Regions from separate parts of the Homo sapiens genome. Here region 2 is linked to region 1. Evidence: chromatin loops called from intact Hi-C (ENCODE). Cell type or tissue: thyroid gland. All regions are shown on one strand.

Evidence for each region. Peaks named below come from ENCODE experiments on the same cell type or tissue, not always from the same donor. Only the 100,000 strongest peaks of a DNase experiment are listed, where the experiment ranks them.
Region 2: it touches region 1 in a loop (2.8-fold over the local background); 1 of 110 quality-filtered maps calls a loop at or near these places.

What each region holds. Positions count from the first base shown.
Region 1 is chr13:53,138,339-53,146,338 of GRCh38, reverse strand. All of the region lies in intron 4 of LINC01065 (long intergenic non-protein coding RNA 1065), which reads left to right. Among named protein-coding and RNA genes, the nearest start is that of LINC01065, 9.6 kb to the left of the region's middle. In thyroid gland, no CTCF peak of the experiment used is centred here; DNase peaks (open chromatin) are centred at 3,858, 4,798, 7,145 and 7,688; H3K27ac peaks cover 6,158 bases.
Region 2 is chr13:53,015,735-53,023,734 of GRCh38, reverse strand. No RefSeq gene overlaps it. Among named protein-coding and RNA genes, the nearest start is that of OLFM4, 9.1 kb to the left of the region's middle. In thyroid gland, no CTCF peak of the experiment used is centred here; DNase peaks (open chromatin) are centred at 1,577, 3,634 and 5,724; H3K27ac peaks cover 6,103 bases.

The DNA of each region.
Region 1 (8,000 bases):
TTGTCCAATGTGCAGCCTGCAGGCCGCATGTGGCTCAGGACAGCTTTGAATGTAGCCCAACATAAATTCATAAACTTTCTTAAAACATTGTGATTTTTTTGTGTGTTTTTCTTTGTTTGTTGCTAATCATCTATTGTTAGTGTTAGTGTATTTTATGTGTGGCCCAAGACAATTCTTCTTCTTCCAGTGTGGCCCAGGGAAGCCAAAAGATTGGACACCCCTACCCTAATGGCTAAGGAAAGTTTAAATCCTGTCCCCACCTACCTCAGGTCCATGTTGCTCTCTAGCTGAGTCAGCTCATAGAGCTCACTGTGGGCTATGCCTTGGTGGTGACAGTGTCAACAATGGACAACACCAAGAGAGGTAACTTTAAGTATCACACAGATCCTGCTGTAGCCTTGGGAGCAACACTCCATCAGAAGAGAAATCAGCACTTAAGGCCCAAACTGAGCTTCTCAATGACGACCAAAAGTATTTGAATGTGCTGCCCCAGTAACACTGGCTGACCCTGGGGAGCTAGCTGCCTTGATTCATTAATAGCTGTTCCTGAGTCTTGCCAGTTAATTCAAGACACTCTCCAGAGACATGCTCCATCACTCTTTATTTGGCTTCAAGGATTTTTTTTCTTTTTTTTTTTTTTTTTGAGATGGGAGTTTCACTTTGTTGCCCTGGCTGGAGTGCAATGGCGCGATCTCGGCTCACTGCAACCTCCGCCTTCTGAGTTCAATTGATTCTTCTGCCTCAGCCTCCCAAGTAGCTGGGACTACAGGCACATGTCACCATGCCTGGCTAATTTTTGTATTTTTAGTAGGGATGGGGTTTCATCATGTTGGCCAGGGTGGTCTTGAACTCCTGACCTCAGCTGATCCACCTGCCTGGGCCTCCCAAAGTGCTGGGATTACAGGCGTGAGATACCACGCCTGGTTGGCTTCAAGGATCTTGATTGCAACCCAGAGACTTAGAATTTAAGAGGAGAGGAGAAGGGAGGAGGGAGAGAGAGAAAGCAAAGAAGGATGCCGGGATGAGGTGGTGCTCAGGGAGAGGAAACGGATGGACCTACTAAGGAGGATGGACAGACACAGAAAAACACAGGCACAAAGAAAGGCATAAGGAGAGAGGAAAACAAGGCAAAGACAAAATAGAGAGACGGAGAGAAGGAGAGGCTGAGTGAAAATGACATTTTTCAAAGCAGGGCTCATTATTCTCCTTTCAGACACGTTAGTTACAGTTCTCTAATATCACTGACGTAGCTTGCCTCATATTCTAAGGGCTGACAATGGTTATTTCCTGAAGGCCCTGCTGAGTGGAGTGGAGGCGTGGGTTAGGTCAGGAGAGGAACTGAAAGGGGAGAGGAGCTGCTTTTCAGTTTGGTGACTGATTTCCAGGAAGGGAGGCTGTTATGCAGGGAGAAAGATGGACGGCCCCTCCTCATGGAGGCAGCACACATTTAGAGCTGACTGTGAAGAAGAATTGTCTGATAAAATGTTTGAGAGAAATAATTTGAGGGTAATGGAGAGAAAATAAAGGCTTATATCCATATTATCATGCCGGCGCTCACTAATTAAGTCCTTTTTTTCAATTTCCCTCATTCTTGTTTGTGCCTCTATTTTTGGCATAGGAAAAAAAATAAAGGCTCACCATGTTTTCAGCAAAAAGAGAAAAATAAAGATGAGTGATTTCCATACTATATTATTACATCACAAAAATTTAAATTTGGTGTTATAAATTTTTTTATTTACTGAATACACTGTCAATTTGAAGAACAACTGTTTGGTTCTCTCTACTTTATCAAGTGTGAGTTTAATTAATCACAATGGAATCCTATTCAAACTATTTTCCAACCCAAGAGGCAATTGTTTCCTAGAGCAGGCTGTTTCCTTCTAACTAAGGACAGCACTAAACCGGAGAAAACATTAAAACCCTGATGCGCATCATAATGAACTCCACGCAAAGTAGTTATATTAATGTAATGGAGTCGAGATCTTAATTGCACTGGTGTTTATATTTGCAACCTCCTTTTTTAAAGCCTTTTTATTTTACTAAATGATTTGAACAACGAGGTAGGAGAGGTTACATGGCCTGCTAAATAGAGATGGGTTTCATCGCACTAAAGGAGGAAAAATGAATCTGGGAGGGAAGACTAGCTAATTTAATTTTGTAAAGTAGGTTTTATTCTCAGTTGATAATGGCTAAAATTGCTCTGTGAAAGCAATCTTTCCAGAGCCAGAAAATGTTCCCTGGACGCTTAAAACAAAGCATGTCCAAGAGCCATTTTTGTTCCTCCCTATGACAACCATTAGCTGCCACTGAAAAACCTCCAGCCTGAGTGCTGAATCCTTAAAAAGCAATTTAGGCGATGCATCCTCTGGCCTCTGATTTGAAAGAGCTGATATGTGGTAAGATAATTTCCAGCCGAATTTTAAGATAGGAGAGATTGCGCAATAGGGGTATAAGGGAAATTTCCTATAAAGTGGTCATTTAATTAAGAGTTATTGTTTGATGAATGAATGAGTGAATGAATGAATCTGTCAGGGCTTTTAGTCCAAAAATGGTGACTCTCTCCTCTCTACTCTTTTTTTCTGTCCCTGCCTATCAGACACAGACTAGAACAAAATATATTTGTTTCCTCATTAAAACTCATTAATGTAGAGACTGGACAAATATTATACGATTTTTCCATAGCTCAGCCAGGAAATCAGAGGGAGAAGATGGCAGTGTTCACTAAATCACATATGCCCTCATGAGAAACTTCTCTCAGGTCTCAGGATTTAGAGTGGTTGCTGTTTCCCAGAGAAATGAGTTATTTTGTTACATAGATACTAATAATTATATAAACTGATCTTGTACCCTCTGTTTGTGCTGCTGGGAAGCTCAAAAAAAGTTCTGCAGCCATCTCTAGTGCTGGGCTACTCAAGACAGGCAGGAGATACACTAACCCCATCCCTCACTTGATCCCACTACCTTTTTTTTTTTAATTTGATTTTCAAATCTTATTTTTTATGTGATTGTATTTGTGGGGTAAAAGTGCAATTTTGCTACATTGATACATTGAATTATGATGAAGTCAGAGCCTTCAGTGTCTGCAACACTACAGCAATGCACACTGTACCCACCAAACAACTTCCCATCATCCAGCCCCTTCCCACCTCACCCCCACTCCTCCAAGCCTCCACTGTCCATCATTCCACACTCCACGTCCATAGGTACACATTATTTAGTTCCCACAGGTAAGTGAGAACACATGGTATTTGTTTTTCTGTGTCTGACTGGTTTCACTTAAGATAATGGCCTCCAATTCTGTCCATGTTGCTGCAAAAGACAGGATTTCATTCTTTTTTATGGCTGAGCAGTATCCACTGCCACCACCTTTTTTAAAACCTCAGCTAGTTTGTTTTTTGATAGTTTGTACAATGTAGATTTTGAAACACTATCTCAGATTTTTCTCTAAGGGGAGAAAAAAAGAAGGGAAGGAAGGTAAAGAGATAAAAAGACATAGAGTTGAGTTACATTCATGGCTTTCCTGTTGAACACCAGGCACTGTGTACTAGCTGTTGGTGAGTGAATAGTCTAATGAAGGAGGCAAAGGAAATTATAAAGTACAGAGTAGTACCATGCAACTGTGAATAAAGTACCATGGGATGCCGTACAGAGGAACATCAACTCTAGCAAGGGGGATTCTATTACTACTATTACCAAGAATTTAACATTGCACTAGGTCTCAAAGGCGAGAAGGAATTTGTCTGGTAATGAAGGGAGGAAAGGGCATCTCAAGCAAAGGAAACAGTATATGCAAAAGTGCAAAGGCATGAACGGTATGTTGTTTCCAAGACACAATGAGAGGCTTGGTTTGGCAAAGTTTCGTACGCTTGGGGGTGGAGAGAGAGAGTAGAGGGCCAGAGCTTGAAGAATGAGAAGGTCAGAGTCAGATTTGAGAAGCCCAGAATGACAACATATGGAGTTCAGAGATTGATCCCAGGCAATGGGAAACCAACAGAGTTTCAAAGAAAAAACAGTTACATGGTCAACTTTACTTTTTCAAAAGAAGTATACTTGAATTGGGATGAAGAGGGACTGGAGAGGAAGACTGGTAGAGATGCTGGAGTTCAGTGAGAAATGTTGAGGAAGAGGATGAGAATAAAACAGAAATACAATAGAAATAGTCCTCCTCTGCTGGAATGGTAGGGTTCACTAACTGATTAGAGACACGACCAGGGATAATGCTGTATAACTTGGGAGATGGGGGATGTGACTGAGGCTGGTAACCAAAATCTAGACTACAAGAGGAAGAAGGCAGCAGGGACGGAGGAATGCTAAGTGTAAAGTGCCTTCAGGACACCCAGGGAGATGACAGAGAACTAAAAATATCGATCTGGAGCTTGGGCAAGGTATTAAGCCAAGGGAATTAGATTTGACATTTTCCAGCACACATATAGTACCTAAAAAGTGATAAAGAAGATCAGATCAATCAGAACATAAGTATGTACAATACAGCAGAAGAAAATATGGGGCCCTGAAATTGGGGATTATTTTTAATCAAGGGAGTTAAACTGATTCTCCTTTTCTGGAGGTTTTAAATATAAGCTAGGTTTTCACCTACCTCGGGTACTTTAGGATAGTTATTCTTTCAGGCAGAAGTATCAGCCAGGTAATCTTTCAAATGAGTTCAAGTAACTCTCCCAGGAAGGGCACTAAGCTTGTTAAAAGAGCAGCCAACTAGACTCCTTAAGTTTTGTTGAAAAAGCACCATGCCATAACATTAGCAAGAGGGCACCTCTCAGCGCTTGGGAAAGAACAGGCAATATCCCCCAGGGGACCCACGTCGTGTTTGGAAGAGGCAGCAGAGGTAGGAAACTGGGCTGTGTTCCAGTATAAAGTGGTGTCTTAAGGCTATTTAAAATACACTGGAAGCTATGTGTGTTGCTTTGAAAAAAACAGAGGAGTGTCAAGAAAAAGTGGTAAAGAATTGTGCTGATGTATAAACAAAGAAGATGGAAATTACCAGCCAGTTTTCAATATAGGTAAATGATATCAGGGACCAGGATGCTGCAGTGTTGAAAGAATTAATAACAAAGAGAGTGAGATGGAAGGGAGAAGGGCAAGGAAAAGAAATGTCCTTGCAAGGAAACAAAAGAGAAGAGCAGAGGAGAAAGCACCCAGCAGGAGCCAAAACTGCTGGTCAGAGAGTGGGGGCAGAGGCCAGAGTCACAGAAATCCCAAAGATAAAGACAGAGGGACCAGAGAATGTTGATGGAGGGGATAGCAAGGACACACAGGATTTCTTAGGGTTAAGGTAGAGAGGTTAACAGTTGAAGAGAAAATGAAGGTCGTTGCTGAATCAATACAAGTTTGCCCTGATGAACAGACTTGAAGTAAGAAGTCCTGAGCTCATATATAACCAATATCTCACAATATGACCTTATTTGGAAATAAGGGCCCTGTAGGTGTAACCAATTTAACTCTAGGATGAAACCAAATCCAACATAACTACTATCCTCATAAAAAGGAGAAATTTGGACACAAATACACACAGACATAACATAATGTGAAAACACAAGAATAACACCATGGAAAGACAGAGACACAAGGAACACTAAAGATCGAAGGTCACCACTAGAAGCTGGAAGAGGCAAGAAGTTATTCTCCTTTAAAGACTTCAGAAGGAGCATAGCCCAGTCTACACTGTGATTTTGGACTTCGTCTCCACAACCATGAAATAATAAATTTCTGTTATTTTCAGCCACCCAGGTTTTGGTACTTTGTGATCACAGCCCTGGGAAACAAACATAACAGGAAGAGAACTAGAGGGAGGTGGGAATCCACAGAGCATGCTGAAACCTGCCATCAACAGTTTCCACCACAGCAACTCTAGATCTTAAAATCCTACACACTGGCATTACTCAGGATTCTTTTGATTGCAGTTAGTAATCTGCTGACAATCTGGGGTCTGCAGGATGAGAGTGTGCGAGGTGGAAAGAACAAGAAGGCAAAATGACAAGGCAAGTCCACGGTAGGACAGAGGTTAGGTCTGCAAAGGGCAATTCTCTTTTTATTGAGATGGAGTCTCACTCTGTCCCCCAGGCTGGAGTGCAATGGCACCATCTCGGCTCACTGCAACATCCGCCTCCTGGGTTCAAGTGATTCTCCTGCCTCGGCCTCCAGAGTAGCTGGGATTACAGGCGCCTGCCACCACACCCAGCTAATTTTTGTATTTTTAGTAGAGATGAGGTTTCACCAGGTTGGCCAGGCTGGTCTTGAACTCCTGACCTCAGGTGATCCACCCACCTAGACCTCCCAAAGTGCTGGGATTACAGGCATGAGCCACCGCGCACAGCCGAGCCACTTCACCCAGACTTCAAAGGGCAATTCTCAATGAAACAGAAATTCATTCTCTTTGTCCAGCTGACAGAGAAGCAGCAACATAGGTCAAGGACGAACAAGACAAATATGGAATATGGTGCCATAAGCATTCTTTAAAAAACAAACAAACAAAACCATGGCATTCACATTATTCTGGCAGAAAAACTCAAAATAGAAACATTTATGTCATGTGTACTTACCGAGTTGCTAATAAGTCAGAGAATCAGGAAACTGAGCAACGTAAAGAAATAAACATACACAACAGAGAGATATTTGAAAACTCAATAAGGAAAAGTTTAAATTTTTACATTCTTTGAGAATGAGTTTATCCATCAGAAGGGAAGGAGGATAGGGATCTAATTTACGGAGTGCCACTTGGTGCCAGGCCCTTCATAAGCATGGAACACAGGTACCACTTGGTCCCCTCACTAACTCTGTATTACGAGGGAGGAAACTGAGACTCAGGAAAGCGAAGCATTTAAACTCTAAAATGCCTGAGTTCAAATTCATGCTGTGTTCCCCTCACCATGTGGGTTTAGGAGGATACAAATTAGAATTAAACTTCTCAGGAACCTAAAAAGTCAGCAAGAGAAATGGACTCAGATATGTTAAAAGGAGACCACGAGGGGATCATCCCAGCAATCCCAGCAGCCTGTCCCACTTGGAGCCTGGAGCCCAGCTTAAGCACTTGCTCAGCTCTCGCTCTCTTGCTGTCTCTCCCCTCTCTCTCTCTCTCTCTGTCTCTCAGGAGCTGCCAGCTCTCCACTGTGCCAGTGCACAGCTGGGGGACTTCCAGGGGGAATCTGGACTCCACTGGAGACAATTTTATCTCTGCATTGTCCCACTGCAGAGATAAAAGCCCGAAGACCCGGCTCCACTCCCTGAAGACCTCCAGCCCCGCCCCCAGCCAGGTGTATGCTCCCCCACATCCTGAAGTAGCTCATTGCAATCAGGGCCTGAATAGTAAAACAGAAATTAAATTGACACTTTGAAGCATTAATCTAAGCACAAATTAATATTCATCAACATCTGCTATTTGTTCAGGTGAATATTCAGCTTAAACAAAAAATAGCCTTTCTACCCAGAGACAGCGTGTACCAAAGAAAATGGCGTCCGCGTGCAGGCCGTCTGCGCGCAGCAGTGGGAAGAGGCGGGCTCCCTGAGGAGACAACATCCCTGACAGACCTCCCAACAAAGCCCTGCATATTTTTCAGTAAATCATGTATATTTGGTCACTGTTTTCTTTCTGACTCTCAAGACATCACCGTTCCTTCTCAAGAGGGAGGGAAAAGGAAACTGGGTGATGTTTATTCCGTCTCGGTGCTTGGCAACTGGCCTGCCCCTGTTGTCTGCCATGTGATCATCATTATCTGGGCAGGAGAAATTTCTTTGCTGGAAAATTACCAGCTAAATTTCAAAATGTGCGTGGAGAGAAGTTTGCAGGGGGACTAGATGGGATAGTGGAACCGTACGGGTAGCTCCACATGGATGGAAAATGAAGCAATTACACAGTAAAACTCTGTACTGTTAACAGCCAAGGGGGGTGTTTGATGGTGTAACACAGAGAATATCATTGAGTCAATAACATCTTTAGAGCAAGGGAGTATTTTTTTAGGTCATAACCAAGCTAGCAGTTGTTCTCT
Region 2 (8,000 bases), 120 kb after region 1:
AGTAGAAAATACACACAGGATTTTTTTAATTTAGTGTAAAAGAAAAGAAGATAACATAACTCATCAATAATTTTTATATTGATCACATGTTGAAATGGTAATAATTTAGATAGAGTTAAAATATTTTATTAAAATTAATTTCACTTGTCTCTTTTTTTTAAATGTGGCTGCTACAGAAAAATTTTAATTCCATTTGTGGCTTCCATTATATTTCTATTGCACAGTGCTACACAGAGCACATAGCACGATTAGCTATGATAGAGAAGCTCCTGGAGGTTGCCAGAACATAGGAAGTTTACCAAATGTCTCTTCCCACTCACAGGAGGTTAGCTAACTAGGTGGGTTGCTGTCATTTCTTCACAAATGTTAAATGTTACAGAAGTTCTCTCCAAGGAGCCTCAAGATGAAATTAGACACATGTTACTCCTTATATTAAAAAGCTTATCATACGAGAGAAATGAAAAATATGTCAGTGCTAATTGGGACAAAGTGAAGGAATTATGTCAAAAATTACCTCTGCAAGAGTAGCCACATGGTACTTTACTTGAGCCCACGTTTTTAAAAAGCAAGAGATTTCACATGAATTTCTATGTTTGAGGTCCCTTTTTTGGAGAAAGAAATATCTCATAATGCCAGGCTTACATTCCCCATGATCTCAGTGAGATAGAGTGACAACAGAGGCCCCTTTGAGTAGCACACACTCTCCAGTTTGCCACAGTCCCCATCATCCACACCTGGTCTCTTTCCTTTAGGTACATGACCTGTCTAGCCTTTATAAGCCCTTAGGTATGCAATTACTGTTTTAAGATTTCAAATTTGAAAAATGAGCTTTCCAGAAGCAAAGAAAATTTAAAGGTAAAAAGAATATAGCAATTTGGATATTGCATTTCCCCCCCTTTCATCAGAAGAACAGCATAATGTTAAAATGTATTACCAAGGATAACATGCCATGTCACTAAACTTGGATTTATGAGTTCTGGAAAACAATCAGAACATAATGAAATGAATTTTGAAACGGCTATTTAAATGGAACAAAATTTAATGAATCATTAAATGAAGCAATGGCCAAACATGCACAGGAAATTTATGCAAATAAATTTCATAAAACTACCAAATAACTCAACCTGATCTATGATCATTTAAACACAATTGAAACTGGCTCTTGCTTTGTCCATCCTGGTCCTTCCTTAGTGCTTCTTTCTTCACCCAGCTATGACTTATCGGTATGAGTTGGCCCCTGTGGGGCACAGAGCAAAATAAAAATGTGGGGCCTTTGTTCAAAAATGATTAAGAATGTTAAAACAGTGACAGTGAAGCATTAAACCAAGTGTGAGACCCTTCTAAAGGGTGAGGCCACTCACAGGTGGCACATCCATGAAGCCAGCCCTAACTACAGCAAGGGGGATCTAATCAATTCTGGGGGGCTAAGAAAGTCTTCCAAAAAAGGGGATGAAATTTCAAAATGAGACTTGAAACATGATTTTCTCATCTGTATAATCTAAAACTGGGCTTCGCAGCATCATGGTGGAAGAAGCACCCTTTGAGCTGTCACTTGTGCCTATTAAGCAGCACTTGGCAACCAACTGCTGAAACCTCGAGGATCCTGAAATATTGGCATGAGAGAGCCTGAGGCTTCTCTAATTTAGTCTCATGTTTAAGAATTTTGCACTTCTATTGCTATGAAGTTTCAAACTTCCTGATGACATATAAATCTTGCTATTGTGCTTAGAATTAGAATGACTATTGCTTTGATGTCATTGTGAAAATATTTAATGAAAAGTTTACACAATTATTTTAAAATACACATTTGTAAAACATTAGCCTGAATTTTTTTAGTTTATGGCTTACTTAGAAGCCTCTTTTGGTAACCAAACAGACCTAACACAAGTAGTCTACACCCTGTCTTGACCCAGCGTTCTTACCCCCTCCGCAAGTCAAACACTTTAGTTACACTATACCTGTGCTGGGTTCAGTTTTATTTTGTATGTGTATGTGTACGTCTGTCTGTGTGTGTCTGTGTGTGTGTGTATGTGTGTGTCATGTATGTATGTATGTGTGTGAATATTTGGTTTGGTTTCAGGTCTTGTTGAGCTCTCAATTCCTTCATACAGTGGAGAAAAGAAGAATAATAATGCTTATTTTCTAGGACTGTTCATTTATTTACAAATACTTAATGAGCTTGCCCTGTAGGTAAGGCTGTTCTAGGTGCTGGGGGATATAGCAATGGAAATAAAAACCGTTGCTCTCATGTATCTGACAGTTTAATTGAGACAGATGATTGATGATATAAATTAAGCAAAATACATAGTATGTTAGATGGCATTAAGTACCATGGGGAAAAAATTTAAGTAGGAAAGGGGAATACGGAAATGTAGATAACAGGAGTTGCATGTTTAAGTAGGGTGGTCAGGGAAGTTCTCAGTGAAAAGGAGACATTTGAGTAAAAGATATAAAGGAGAGAGGGGAGAAAGATGTGAGGCTCTCTGAAGAGAAATCATTCCATAGAAAAGCAAATGCAAAGCTGCAAGACAGCCATGTCACCTAGAATTGAATGACAAAGCAAGGAGGCCAGTATGGCTAGTGTGAAGCGAAGTGGAGAAGAATAGTCTGAGGTCAGGGGAGTGCCACATTGCATAGGGCCTCTAAGGTCATTGGAAGGATTTTGGTTTTACTCTGGGTATGTGGCAGCTGGTTGAGTAAAGGAGCAACATGATCCAGTTCTTATTTTAACAGGATCACTCTGAGAGCTCTGTTGAGATCAGAATGTGCTGAGTAAGAGTAAAAATGGGAAACCAGCATGGAGACTTCTGAGATAACCCAGGCAGAAGATGATGGTGGTTCACCCCAGGGTGACAGCAGTAGAAACGATGAGACATCGCCACATTCAGGATGAGACAATGTTAGAGGTGAAAATATTTGCCGTTGGCTGTGAGGAAAGAGAAGACGCAGATACTCTGAAGTCTTTGCTCTTAGCAAGTAGACGGATGAGGTTGGCATTAATTGAAAAGGAGAAGACCACAGAAGGAAGCCCAGGGCATCAGTTTGGGAATGTAAAGCTGGAGTTGTTTTTAGACAACCAAGTAGAGGTAGTATGTAGGTAGTTGGATATATGAAACTGGAATTACAAGGAGAGATCTAGGCTCTTGGAAAATATTTAGGAATTGTTAGCTTATTAATGATATTTAAAACCATGAGACAGTGAAATCACCAATGAAGTGAGTATAGCTAGAGAAGAGAAGACATCTGAGATCTGAGACCTAGGAGGCTCCAGGATTAAAAGTCAGGGAAATAGCCAGGCATGGTGGCTCACACCTATAATCCCAGCATTTCGGGAGCCTGAGGCAGGAGGGTCAGCAGGAGGGTTGCTTGAGCTAAGGAATTCCAGACCAGCCTGGGTTACATAGTGAGAGCCCATCTCTACAAAATATTAAAAAGTAGCCAGGCATGGTAATGTGTCCCTGTATTCCCAACTATTCAGGAGGCTGAGTTGGGAGAATCACTTGAGCCCAGGAGGTAGAGGCTGCAGTGAGCAAGGATCATGCCACTGTACTCCAGCCTGGGTGACAGAGTGAGATTTTGTCACACACACACACACACACACACACACACACACACACACACACAAAAGGTGGGGAGGAACATGGAGCTAACAGCCAAGGAGATGGAGAGGAACTGCCTGTGGGGTCAGAGGAAAGCCAGGCATGCACAACGTCCTTGAAGCCAAATGAAAAAAGAATTTCAAGTAGGAGAGAGCAATCAACTGTGTCAAATGCCTCAATTGGGTCAAATGAGATAAGAAGACTGAGAATGGGACTTAGCAACATTGTGGGTCATGGAAACCTTTCACGAGAGCTGTGTCAACACAGTGGTGGGCCTAGAGGCACAATTTAGGGGGTTTAATGAAGAGCCAGAAGAAAGAAATTAAAGACAGCAAGTGTAAGCATCTCTGAGAAGAGTTTTGTTTAAAAGGGGACTGAAGGTACGAACCAAATAAGATACTGTGTGTGAAAGCATTTTGGAAATTATAAAAGTACTCTGTAAATGCTGAGTATAATTGTAAGATCTGAGACCTATCGTATACTAAAAATATGGCTTTCAAAATGTCAACCAGACTCGAGAATTTCTGTGCCCAGTTAGAGCTGTAGCATCTCCAGAAAACTGTGTTCTCACTGTACCCATAGCTGTTCCAAGTAACCACTAAATCCTCAAGAAATCAGAGTTCAAAGACTCTTGACAGTGATAAGCAGTCTACTAAACTCTTCCTTCCAACCTGCCTACACAATAACCCCATAAAGTACAGGATGATGAAAAAGCCAAAGTTCTACACACAAAGGAAAGGTACAATAAGAAAAGGGTTCTTTGTTCTTTTATGGTTGCAGAGCTTTCCTTGAAAAAGTCTCAAGCTAATCAGTATATCTTGTTTGATTACAGAATCAAAATATTACAAAGTGAGAAATTTCCAGTAAGAAATGTGTCCTCACCTAGTGCCAGTAAGAATGAACACCACTTACGGTATCATGGGATGTTGCAATTGATCAAAATAAGCATCTGTTCTGTTCAGTTCAGAATGTCATGTTAATATTTTATTCCTGGAAATATGGACACAGGTGCACAAGGTTCCTTCAAGACAGAGTCCATAGGCTTAAAGTAGGGTGTTCCATCCCAGGTTGCTCCATCTCTAAGAGACTCAGGTCTACAGGCCACTGATAGCCAGGCTGCCCAGCTCTAAGCACTGAGCATGAGTGGGCTGTGGGGTCATATTTGGAGCAAAGCAACATGAGCTGAGCCTGAGGTGGGAAGACAGTCACCTACCCTTTCACATAGATCCATCTACCAGTTTGTTCATTAACCAGATGTGCCAGGCAATACACTCCATACCAGTGCAGCCTAACAGAAACATAACGCGAGTCATAAATGCAAGCCTTATATGTGATTTTAAATTTTGGATTTCTAGTCACCACATTCCTCAAAAGAGTAAAATGAAACAGGTAAAACTAATAATACACTTTATTTAACATAGTGTGTATGCCCTAAGACATCTCTCCAAAAAGTAGTCAATATAAAAAATGATGAATGAGAATGTAAAATTATTTTACATTTTTTTCATGCGAAGTCTTTGAAATCCAGTGTGGATTTGACACTTCCAGCACATCTCAATTCAGAGTAGCCATGTTTCAAGTGCCCAATAGCCAACTGTAGCTGGGGGTGACCCTGCTAGACAGTGCAGTTCTAGGCACGAGGATTCTACAGGAACAAACCACATGTCTTGCCTTCTAAAATTGGACAGACCCTATGGGGTAAAGAGGACTCAGAGAAGTAAGCAGGGCATTAGAATCGCACCCAAATCAAGTTCATGCCCTGCAAGAAAGTAGCCTCCAACCAAATCTGAGCTGGTGGGGGTCAGAAGGGCTGCTTCAGGAAGTGAAGACTTAGCAGAACCCCCCAAAAGTAAGTAAGAGTCTAAGGGATTGAGAGGCAGGAAAGGGGTCAGGAAAGCGATGGCTACAGAGGAGCAGTCCTGGGAATAAGGGAGAATAGGGTATGTTCTGGGAGCTTCAAGGCATTCATTTTTGCCAGACCATAGAGTTTCAACAGGTGAATAAACACAAAGCCCTCAAGGTAAAGCTTGACCAGACCATGAAGTGCTTTGTGAGCCATAATGAGAAGGCTGGGTTTCCTCCTGAGGGTGTTGGGAGTCCTGAGAGAATTCTGAGTCAGGGTTCTTGGTTGCCTGCTTTTCTAAGCCTGCCTACTGCAGCCCCAACTATTGCAGTGAGGAATGGAGCCCCATAGAGGTGAGGTGAGCTGCTTAGGGTTTCCAGCTAGCTGGTGGAAGAGCTGAGGCCAGAACTCTGAACATGGTCATGATCTCTCAAGGCCCTTCCACTGCCCGCGTGCCAGAAGCCAAGTGTGTCGGAGCAGAAAGGGAAGCATCATTGCTCCACACAACAGATGGAGGCAACACAACTGATTGCACCAGGAGGTGAGGCAAGAGGATCAGGAACTAAGCCCTGGAGAAAAAAAAAGAAGTGTGGTCATCCCAGAGGGCAAGCAGGCAGCCACGGCTCTGCTCACCTGCCTGAGCCCAGGGTAGGGGTAAAGGGAGAAGTCCCATCTCTGGTGAGAAGGGAAAGTGCAAGCAAGAGCAAGGCCCTCAGCCTGGGACCTGCTGGCTGCAACTCCAGGCCTCCTCCGGAAATGGGGATGGGTCAGCCTGCATAGAAATTCAGCAAGTGAGGCCATTTGCCTGGAATGCACTCATGTTTGTTTTAATATAAAAATATCATTTAAAATAGAGACAACTGGAAGATGCACCGCATTTATCCTGTGGCTTTCCACACTCTTCGGCACAGTGGGGTAAGACTACCCCAGTCTGAGGTGCTCAGATCGGCCGCCCTGTGAGATGATCAGAGCTTGAGCTCTTCTCAGGGTCAGAAAGATTACGTGGTTTCTCTAATGAAACCCAGAAGCAAAGGTTAGGGCCCATGTCTTCTGTCTCCTTATCCTCCAGAGGGTAAGGACCACGCCATCAACATCATCACCTGGTTGTTCCACCACTATCCCTTAACACCTTTGAGTGTGGGTCTGTTTATAACTACAGGGCTAGCCTTTTATATGCAAATATTCCCAGGAAGGGTCCAACCTTGAGATATCGTTCATTAACAGAGATTAAATAAAATCAGGAATGAGACACAGAAAAGGTTGATGACCAGGGGCCAGAATGGGAGCCCAGGAGGGCATTAAGGGGCTCTGAGGGCAGAAGGAGGCATAAAAGCCAGCTTTGCCCTCTTTACCAAGCTTTCTGGAACCATAGAGCAAACATTAACTGAGTGCTTAATGTATACAAGGCACTATGCCACATCCTGTGGGATACAAAAAGAAGCATAAGGAATGTCTCTGCCCTCTCAGTGTTTAAAATCTAGCTGGAGAGTGTATCAGTTTTCCATTGCCACTGTAACAAATTACCACAGAATTAGGGGTTAAAATCAATGCAAATTTTTAATCTTACAGTTAGGGAGGTCAGATGTCTGGCACAGATCTCAATGGGCCAAAATCAAGGTGTTGCCACGGCCGCATTCCTTCCCCACTGAGAAAGGGAGTCTCTAAAGGAGCATCCATTCAATGCCTTTTCCAGCTAGAGACTGCTCACATTCCTTGGCTTGTGACCCCTTCCTCCACCTTCACAGTCAGCATGGCTGGTGGCACCTCTCACATCACACCACTCTGACACTGACTCTTCTGCCTCCCTCCTCCACTGTGATGATACCAGGTCCACATGAATAATCCAGGATTATCTCCTCATCTCAAAGTCAGCTGATTAGCAGCCTCAATTCCATCTGCAACTTAATTCCCCTTTGACGTGTAACATAACATAGCCACAGGTTCCAGGAATTCGGAAGTGGATGTCCTTGAGGGAGGAGAGAGAGTTGGCACTATTCTGTCTACCACAGGAAGGTTGAACATTCAGATACAAAATTAACTCTAGCACAAGGTAAGAACCACGTGGTTAAGTGCAGTGGAGTTCAGGAAGGGAAAGATCACTTCCGGCTGGGATCATCCACCCGGAAAGGCTCTGCTAGACAATGGGCTGGTGGCATGCAGGAAGTACCAGGATGCCCTGTGAGAGGAGGGGCTGGAGCTCTGTGATTCCCCTGTGTCTGTCCAGCTCTAAAGCGCTATGTCCCACAGAAGCAGCACCAGCAAACGTGGCAGGCATGGAAAAGGCAGAAGTGCAACTGAGGATAACTGGAAAATCATGGATTCTCCACCAAGCTGAGTGGCTGGGGATACGTTCTGGAGGGCTCGGGATGGCAGGCCAGCAAATGGCGCTTTGTCCCCTAGGCACTGAGCAGCAATGGAAGGTTGACCCTAAAAAGGCATCAGATGATGAGGAAGGGAATCTGGAGATGGAGAGGGATGAGGCAGGAAGGGCAGTCAACACTGTCAGCCCTCTAGACAGAGCTACACAGGCAGGGGAAGAGGGTGGTGGCGAGGGGCCT